Regions from separate parts of the Homo sapiens genome. Here region 2 is linked to region 1. Evidence: chromatin contacts called from ENCODE Hi-C or POLR2A ChIA-PET data. All regions are on one chromosome and are shown on one strand. The core of a region is the stretch at or near the end of the contact, and the rest is flanking DNA. Distances in the headings are between cores, read along the strand shown. Region 1 holds the start of P2RY12 (purinergic receptor P2Y12). Region 2 overlaps LINC02917 (long intergenic non-protein coding RNA 2917).

Region 1 (5,080 bases), core at 822-3,321:
GGCAGGTGGATCACGAGGTCAGGAGTTCAAGACCAGCCTGGCCAAGATGGTGAAACTCCGTCTCCACTAAAAATACAAAAATTAGCCAGGCATGATGGCAGGCACCTGTAATCTCAGCTACTCAGGAGGCTGAGGCAGAGAATTGCTTGAACCCGGGAGGTGGAGGTTGCAGTGAGCCGAGATCACGCCACTGCACTCCAGCCTGGGTGACAGAGCAAGACTCTGTCTTGAAAAAAAAAAAAAAACAAAGACAAAAACAAAAAAAAATTAGCTGGGCCTGGTGGTGCATGTCTGTAATCCCAGGTACTCAGGAGGCTGAGACAGGAGAATCGTTTGAACCCGAGAGACAGAGGTTGCAGTGAGCAAAGATCGCACTACTGCACTCCAGCCTGGGCGACAGAGCGAGATTCCATCTCAAAAAATATAAATAAACAAAGTAAAACAAAATAAAACCAAGGTTCAATTGCCACCTGTAAATTGACTGTTTCCTAATATTTGTCTTGAGATGAGAACTTTTTCCTTGGTGTAAAAACCACACATCCAAATGGATTCCAGATGTCTTACTACCAGGAAGTCCGCTGACACTGCAAACTCAAACTTGACCATGACTTTAGCTTTTTTTCTTTACACAAACTGGTATTAGATTCTCAGGCTACTCTAAATTCCCTGGTAAATCTGATTCTTTCATGTCTTCATATAAACTCTCCCTTTATTTGTACCACAATTTTCCCTACCTCCCAGCTAACTCTTAATCCTTCAAAATGACTCGTGTCAATTTTCCTGGGGACCCTCTATTCTATCCCCTAATACTCTCTCTGTACCATGTCACACAAATCTCATTACACTGTAATTGTCTGTCTACTTCCCCCTTGAGGGTAGGAACTCTGTCTTTCATCTTGGTGATTGTGGAATGTCGGTGGTTGCTTACTGTTCATTAAAAGAGTAACTGACCAATTTTCTCATATTTTAGAGAACCATCTTTAATATCTTATATAAAACAAATGTCCATTAAATACTGCTTGATAGGAATAGAGAATATCCTAACAATTAAAATAATTTTTATTTGAAATAGCTTACTACAGGAAGGTTTTTTTTTTTTTTTCCCCCCCCAGAGACAGGGTCTCACTTTGTTGCCCAGGCTAGGGTGTAGTGGCTATTCACAGGCATGAGCCTAGCACATTGCAGCCTTAAACTCCTGGCTTCAAGCAATCCTCCTGCCTCAGCCTCCCAAGTAGCTGGAACTAAAGACATGTGCCACCATGCTCAGCTTACAAGAAATTTTTCATTGATAAATATATTCTGCTTCTAAATCTGAAGTATAATCAGAACTTATTTATGCAATTTTTTTTTTACACTAAGCTTTTACTTAGTTTTCTCTTGGTAGGTTTCCAAAAATTTACTTAAATTCAGGGAAACATTTTAAGTCCTTTAAACATATAAAACGTAGATCTTCAAAGATATGACCTCTTTATATGATAATGCCAATGACTAAGTACACTTAGAAGACAAGCATATGCCTTAAAAACATCAACAGCAAAATTAATATATTTTATATATCCTATGGTAAGACAAAAAAAAGTATTTCATCTTTTGTAAATAAATTTATATATAAGAAAAAACATTCACTCTTGCCTGTTTTTTATCTATAGAGTCAAATCCAGCAATTTTGTTTCCTTTTGTGTCAATCAAGGAACCCATAGGTTCACAAGTGATGACATCACATGTCTGTTTCGGCAAAGGTAGTAACTGTCGAACTTTGTCAATACTTTCTGATCGCTTGTCTCCTAGCTCTTTCTAAAGAAAAAAGAGAGAGAGAGAGAGTGAGAAGTGGGACAGAAATTACAATGAAGGCAAAAGTTAACCAGAAGGAAGTTCCCCTATGAAACATTTCCCTTTTTATAGCTTAGCGCATGTTCTTTAACCCTGAACATGTTCTACAAGGCAGTTCCAAATAGAGCAATGAGTGTTTCATTTCTTCTATTTAAGTAGAAAATAGAACACATACAAAGGCACTGTTGTTACACAACAAACATCATAGTGCTGAAATGACAAAAATCCAGGGTAGTGATCACAATCAGAAGACAGGAGCTGCAGAACAGAACACTTTCTCATGTCCAGGGTCAGATTACAAGGTAACCATTGATTTATTTGATTGGTAATGCATCAGATTTATTTGGTTTCTTTTTTGCACTGTTTTCTTACAATTTTTTTTTAAAGGAGTCTGTTAGTGGTCGGTCAAATGAATCGATTTATAAATTTCAATGCAGATGGCTATTTTTTCAATTACACGTGCCAGTCCAAGCATAGAGTTATCCTAAATCTATCTAATGTTAGTATTCTGGTTATATATTTAACAGTGGATTTCTAAAGTTCTTTAAAAAATTAAACATGTTTTATAATGTAATTGTTTTCAATAAAAAATAATCAAGGTTATGTGCATGTAACTTCTGGGTACTAATAAGGTTAGGTGAAACAAATAGCAAATAATCACATTAAATTAAGTTGAATACAATTAATAACATTTAATGAGTAATAAATTAAAATGCACTAGATAATAAATCCATAAACAACTTGAGCTCATAATACAGGCTGATCTCAAACTTACTTTCAGTTTCTTTACTAAATTCATGTATGCACGCTTGTTCTCTTCAGATCCCCCAGGGGATGCATTTGATAGGTCAGAGGCTAACGTTCCATTGATTAAAACACCCAGCATGTCAAGAACTGTTGTGAATAATTCACTAAGAAAGAAAATAATTATTTTCATCTTAAAGTGAAACTGAAATACACTTATTTAACTGAGTATTTTTATTCAAGGCACAGAATTTTTAATAGCATCCAAGTAAATAAGATGTGGCAGAAATCGCCATCAGTATATCAAAGCTTATACCATGCATACATGTAGCAAAATCAATGTGAAGTGATAAAAACATACTTGTTAGTGTGCATGTCAACAGTTCCTGAAGTAATGATCTGAAGGAGTAGCAGGGCCCAGTCTGTAGTCCACTGGGTGCTCCTCTGCACCGTGTCAAACATTCCTCCTACCTAGCAGACAAAATACAGTAAGATATTTGCATTCTGTAAAACAGAAAGAACACCCCATTGCTTTATGTTATCAAATTTTGATTGTTTTTTATTTAAAAAAACAAGGGATGCTCTAGTTTATAGATTACCTTATCTTTTCTCTTTTACCTACATGTTTATCACTATTTTTAGTTCTTTCAGCACAGTTCAGTCATTCAAACATTAACTAAAATGAAGAAGGGACGTGAGTATCTGAATGTGGGCACCAATAAACTTAGCTTTCTTTTGTTCCAAATCTTTTATGATGTCCAGTTTTATGATGCAATTATAGTTGAATTAAACCTGAATAATGTCAAAGTCATGTAATCCAATTATCTGCATCTTTGTGTTTGCTGTACAATTACTATTGAATCTAAGCCTGCTATCATAATACCATATGGAAACATCCACTATCACAGCAGTGGTGGGCAGGAGGCTTGGCCCGCACACCTACCAGTTCACGTGTTGGGACAAGGTTAGAAACAACTGCAAAAGTATCAGGCAGGCCATCCTCCAGAGGGGCCTGCACTTGGGCCTGCCTGATGGGAAAAGAAAACTCAAGGAATGCACAATATGTGAGACATTTTAAATTTCTATAAAACTTCTCTGTGGGATTTGTCTTTATAATCAATTTGATGGAAAGTTGGACAAAACTTTGAGTTAAAAGACTTTTTAAATGGTTTTAAGTAAGTATAGTAGAAGCTAACACTTATAACAGTCTTCTCAGATTTATTCTTAGCACAAACTGAAGAGAAGGAGAGATTCACTGGGGTAGAGGTAGAGAAGGCAAATCTATGCTTAAAATACCTAGCACTGTCTAGATGTCTGACCAGACAGGAAGGAAAGCAGCAAGGGAAACAGAAGGCTTTAGAAACAGGGAAGTAATTACAGAGAGCAAAGAGTGGAAGGCCTCACCTTGTAATGCAGACTTTGCACTTAGGAGAAGTGGAAAGCTGGAGGTATTTTCACATGTAAATATGTTTAATGGAGGGAAAATACTAGAAATGTCACTTACCAAATTTAGGCGGAGTTGCAATGCTTCGTGCATCATCTGCCGCGCTTTTATGTCATCTTGGTATCGTTCTTCTCTCCAGTTACTTAAAATCTAAGATCCGGAAAAAAACTCCCCATTAAAGTTTAATTTTTCTCTCATTTAAAGATAAATTGAGCTTTATACTGATAGCAAAAAACCACTTCTTATCTTTAACAAATTAACAAACAAAGCTAAATAAAATTTTAGCTTTCTTCTTCCTCCATGCAGAAAGAAATCTGGCTATTTATTTGTGCATTTGCCGTTCTAGGTGGAGGAAGAAAATCTTATATAATTATATAGCTAGCCTATGATTAAGTCTGGGAAAATGCTTGAGAGGGCCATCAAATTAAGCATTAATAAAAACTTTTAAAATACATTACCTCATTGATCTTACGAAGAAAAACACTGGAGAGAGAGAATTACATTTTGCCTCAGTCCTGTTATATTTCTAGGGACTTGCTGAACCCTAGCAAATGTATTATTTTGATGTTTTATAGAAGAGAAGGTCTGCTATCTTATGTATGTGTCTTCCTTGATAAAGAGAACGCACGGTACTTTGAAAAATATGGCATTGCAGACATCAGCCAAGTGGCTTTATCAGTTTATAAAGTGGGCTGCTTCTTCACTTCCTCACTGACTCACACTAATGCTGGAAAAGGAAAAATTTGCTTAGGAAAGGGAGCCACAAGTGGGCAACACCCTAAAATCAGATGAGATGAGCAAAAAAAAAGTGCAATTCAAAACAAAAACAAAAAACCACTAACAAAAACCCTATCATGCTCTGAAATATGGTCATTAATGAGAGTCATCTTAAAAGAGTTCAAATGAGTCACATGCAGAAGTACTCCATCCCAACAGATGACCTGTAAGTACCCTGCAAGGTGAGAGGAAAGCACTTCCCAAATCTCATCAGAAGAAATGAACCCCTCCCTAAGGCTGGCTTAAGGGGGCAAGGTAGTTAACTAAACAACAAGCTCTCATGGA
Region 2 (5,080 bases), core at 940-3,439, 810 kb before region 1:
AATACCTATTAAGTGCCACCCTGGGCCTAGTCCTAAAATAGGAAGTGGGGAGATGCCAGTGAACAGCAATGAAGGATGCTTCCCTGCATTCATGGAGTTTTTAGTAAATGAAAACAAAACACCGGCCGGGCACAGTGGCGCACGCCTGTAATCCCAGCACTTTGGGAGGCCGAGGTGGGTGGATTACCAGATCAGGAGATCGAGACCATCCTGGCTAACACGGTGAAACCCTGTCTCTACTAAAAATACAAAAAATTAGCTGGGCGTGGTGGCGGGTGCCTGTAGTCTCAGCTACTCAGGAGGCTGAGACAGGAGAATCACTTGAACCCAGGAGGCGGAGGCTGCAGTGAGCTGAGATCGCCACTGCACTCCAGCCTGGGCAACAGAGTGAGGCTCCATCTCAAAACAAAACAAAACAAAAAACAAAAAACACCAACTTAAATATAAAACTAAAAACTTATGATAGACACTTGGAAGGCAAGATCTGGAGAGTTATGAGAGTGAAACTGGCGATCTAATTCAATCTCTCAGTTGGTAAAACTGTGAGACCTGAAGCATGGGCAGGATTAGCCAAGCAAAGATTCGATGGAAATCAGTTCAGTCATAAAGAACAGCATTTTCAAATGCACTGAAGTTTATAAAAAACACAAGTGTGTCCATTACATAGTGTGAGGGAATTGCCCATAGAGAGAATACACTTCCCAGGTAGCCAAAGTGGATATACTCCTTCATTTCTTCTTCTAACCTGAGTAATGAATATTTTTAATGTAATTAACAACACTTACAGATTTTAGGTATGATCCTAGATTGTAAACTGCTTGGAGGCAAGATCTATTTATTTTTAATTTTTTAAATGTTTATTTTTGTTAATAAAGATAACTTATTCATCTTTTGTTGAAATGGGGTCTCACCATGTTGCCCAGGCTGGTCTCAAACTCCTGGGCTCAGGTGATCCTTCTGCCTCAGCCTCCCAAAATGTTGGAATTACAGGTGTGAGCCACCATGCTTGGCCATTGACTATTTCTTATTCATGTTTTTGTTCCATGCATTGTTCAACACAATGCACAATAGGTAATGAATATAAGACTGGGTTTCTGAGTGGGACTTGTGTAATTAATTACACAGGATCCTGCACTTAGAAGGGCACACTCTTGCTTTAATGCTCAGATGCCATTGTTCTGAATTTCTTAATACTTTTTTAAAAGGACCCTGAATTTTCATTTTGAATTGAGCCCCCCAAAATTATGTAGCCAATCTTCAATGAATGTAAACTTGCTGAGTGAATTAATGATTCAAGGGCCAACAGGATCTAATTGGAATAGTTCTGCAGGTCATTTTTTTACTAGGGTCTATTATACTCCAGGCACACCATATGAGTCTCATATGAGTTATGTGATGGATGGCTTAGAAATGAGCAAAGTTCTCCTTTAGGAAACATCTTCAGTTCTCAAGTGTACTATTTCTTTCTTTCTTTCTTTTTGAGACAGAATCTCACTCTGTTGCCCAGGCTGGAGTGCAGTGGCGCGATCTCGGCTCACTGCAAGCTCCGCCTCCCGGATTCACGCCATTCTCCTGCCTCAGCCTCCGGAGTAGCTGGGACTACAGACGCACGCCGCCAAGCCCTGCTAATTTTTTTTTTTTTTTTTTTTTTTTGTATTTTTAGTAGAGACGGGGTTTCGCCGTGTTAGCCAGGATGGTCTCGATCTCCTGACCTTGAGATCCGCCCGCCTCTGCCTCCCAAAGTGCTGGGATTATAGGCGTGAGCCACCGCGCCCGGCCTCTCAGTTGTACTATTTCTTAAATAACACATTGAGCTCTATATTGATGTGGTCACTTGTGACTTACTCAGATATTACTGGAACCCTCTCAACTGAAGCAGAATTTTTTTGTGTGTAATTACTTCTCAAATCTACATCCCCAACACTAGGAAATGAGTAAGTTAAAGTCCCAGGCATTGTTTACTAGGCAACAGATCTCTTTGCATTTTGTAAATTATTTGCCACCTGTCGCATATCGCAAGTACGAGTGAGAGATATCAATGTGGAGAAATACATTTCATTCAGGACCATGCTGATGAGTCTACGGAAGTTTGCAGAAAAAGCAAAAGCAGTAAAAAACCTTCAATTAGGACGGATTAACCACATTATATGTGCGCCTGGTAATGAATGACTGAATTGGACCTTCTACAGCTGAAGCTTTGTGGCTTTGGGTGCCTGGAAGAACTAGTTTCGTTTTTAGTCTAGATAAGAACAGTGCTAAGAAATATTTATGAGAAGCTGGGGTAAATATTGAAAATTATTGACTGAATCAATCTTTTCAGAGTACGAGAAGCCCCTTTAAGAATTCAGAAGAATTTTTTTTTAGTTCATTAATCAGTTCACCAAGCTACAATCAAAATTTTCTTACTAAGCTTCAATATGACAGGCTGAGCTCTCACTATCTGTTTGGATCATGATCCATGGATTATGGCCTCCTTAGTGCAGTTGACAACTTAAACTGTTTTAGCTCAAGAGGAGTTTTTATGGGTACTTTTAGCAGTGAGTCAAAAAGGTGCCTGCAGAGTAAATAGGACTTTAAACGACATACCTTTCAATTCATTGCCTCTTGGCAAAATGTACAGATTCCAAGTCTATTTCATGAAAGCCTTCTATGGATCTCAGTGGACTACCTCATGCGTGTACTGAACCTGGGTTTGGGTCATCACTCCTTGTTCAACAGTGACAGAAAACTCTTTTCATTAATAACAATTGCAGAACATTATTATCTTTCAGATAAACTATTAACAGATTGTGAAATTAGTGACTAAAAACACTGCTTTGAAAGAAGGTGAATTTCAAACTTATGCAACCAAGCAGGACTGAGTAAATCCAGCATTATGTCTATTTGGTGATTATTTAGAGATGTGGAGTTATGATTTCGTTAATAGAGTGCATTCGTTTTGCAATGATGGGATATAGTAAACCTGTATCATTAATGAACAAAATATCATCCCTTGATCTTTTTTTCTGAAGTCCTCAGAGAGAATTCCTCCTTGGTGGCCTACTTATACATTGTACATCTTTCATGACACCTCATTATCTTCCTGTACTTAATTATTTTTATCATTTTCTCTCTTTCTCTCTAGCCAAATGCTCCTTGAGTATAAAGACCACTTTATTTATTTATTTATTTATTTATTTTGAGACGGAGTTGCCCAAGCTAGAGTGCAGTGGCACGATCTCCGCTCCCTGCCACTTCTGCCTCCAGGTTCAAGCAATTCTCCCACCTCAGCCTCCCGAGTAGCTGGGATTACAGGCACATGCCACCATGCCTGGCTAATTAAGAACACCTGTTCTTAATATCTTTATCCATAGTTCCTGGCAGATAATAAATGCTTATTAAATAATAATGAAAGGGTGCTTGGATTATTCTTCTTTTACATCATACCATGGTTATGTGTATCTTCTTAGTCCTGATGCCTAGGTAGCTATCAAGTCTATGGAAGGCAGCCTCAGTCCATAGAAAATGTATATCAGGCTGAAAAGTTTTAAGCACACATGAGAGTGTGCCCATATGTGATGGTGGAGAGACTGCTGGAAAGCAGAGTGTTTTCTAATTCTGGGGGGCATGAGTATCTAGATTGAGGAGCAGAGAGAGACGGGGTTTGGGAAGAAAGCAAACAGCACAGAAATTGCCTTGATGCACTGTACACACAGTGAACCACATCCTCACCCTTGTGGGGAGTTGCTCTCTGAGATATCTGGCTTTTGCTCTGACATCGGGAAGGAGGCACTCATTTTTTAAATTTCTGCTCCCAAAATATAGGCTTTAGGAGCGGGGATGGAGAAGCACAGTTAGACCCCTGACAATTTTGTTGTTGTTGTTATAGCATGGAAACGTTTTATCTAATGAAAAAAATTAGGAAGACATTTTAGTTGTAAAATATATAAAACTCTGTGGGGCAGAGTGCCAACACATTCATCTACAGAGCAACAAATATTTCACAGGTGTGTATAAAAGACATCTTGTAAAAAATTCTTTTTATAAACAAAATCAATCTATATTGGACTCTGCTTCTCCCCTTCTATAGAACCAGGATCAGTTCTTCATAAAAGTGTATAAGTACACATACATATATATGCATATACATGCACGGATATACACACATATGTATATGTGTGTGTGTGTATATATATATACACATATATACACATATATATATACACATATATACACATATATATACACATATATATATACACATATATACACATATATATACACATATATATACACACATATACATATATATACACACACATATACATATATATACACACATATATACATATATACACATATATATACATATATATACACATATATATACATATATATACACATATATATACATATATATATATAAAATCTACCTAGAAAGTAGTTAAATTAACTGCAGTAGAAAAGTTTAATCTGTGAATCTAATTAAGCATATTTTTTAAATGTCAATTGGAGGCCCATTTTAACAGGCAGGATAGAAGAATATTAACTAAATTGTGATAATTTATATAGCTCTCATTTCTCCTAATTTAGCTGTTGTAAGATATTTTTTCAAAAAAAAATTTCTTTTTAGCTGCACCAGTTTTCCCTTAACATAATTTCCAATGACAATATAAAATGCAATATATTTATTTATTGACATTTTAAGGTAATTTCTATTTTATTTTTCCTCTGAGATTATTTTAAACTTACATTTTCTTTTTTTGATTTTTTTTTCTTTTTGTAATTGTGCACCCAAAACATTTATTTTTTAGGTACTTGTGATAGACATTGCTCTCCCCTATTTCTGCTCCTTCCATGTATACACAGAATTGTGAGTTGTTGAAGTAATGGGAGACCATTTGCTTTAAGTCTGACTTCTCTCACGATAGGAGGGTAAATATTGGTTAGTTTAAACCAGTTATTTATCTTTCCAGTAATAGAAATGGAAATGGTCACATGATGTAACTCAGCTGATGAGACACAAAGGAAAGCCTGTTGGGAGGCACCTGGAAAAACTGTTATTACTTAATAAGAGGGACAAGGGAAAGATACGCAGTTT

The links. A loop is a pair of places that touch in the nucleus more often than their neighbours do. ChIA-PET counts read pairs that join two places held with the same protein, here RNA polymerase II (POLR2A). Pooled maps may share reads with other maps.
Region 2: a loop to region 1 is called in a map with no recorded cell type, with 4 times the contacts of the local background. The contact joins the enhancer-like site here to the promoter of P2RY12 in region 1. A Hi-C loop is called at or near these places in 2 of 37 single-sample maps with no recorded cell type and 3 of 50 pooled maps. POLR2A ChIA-PET finds 5 or more read pairs at or near these places in 2 of 52 experiments (GM12878 and activated B cell).

What each region holds. Positions count from the first base shown.
Region 1 is chr3:151,381,744-151,386,823 of GRCh38, reverse strand. P2RY12 (purinergic receptor P2Y12) reads left to right here and starts at 2,071. Exons shown (of 3, transcript NM_022788.5): 1 at 2,071-2,132. MED12L (mediator complex subunit 12L) reads right to left here. Exons shown (of 45, transcript NM_001393769.1): 33 at 4,079-4,168; 34 at 2,936-3,045; 35 at 2,606-2,741; 36 at 1,633-1,794.
Region 2 is chr3:152,190,865-152,195,944 of GRCh38, reverse strand. The region is part of intron 1 of LINC02917 (long intergenic non-protein coding RNA 2917); the gene reads left to right. All of the region lies in intron 1 of LOC101928166 (a long non-coding RNA gene), which reads left to right. Among named protein-coding and RNA genes, the nearest start is that of LINC02917, 12 kb to the left of the region's middle. Within about 2 kb of position 2,189, at least 7 of the 41 ENCODE cell types and tissues checked have a DNase peak (open chromatin) inside an H3K27ac peak, as active enhancers do.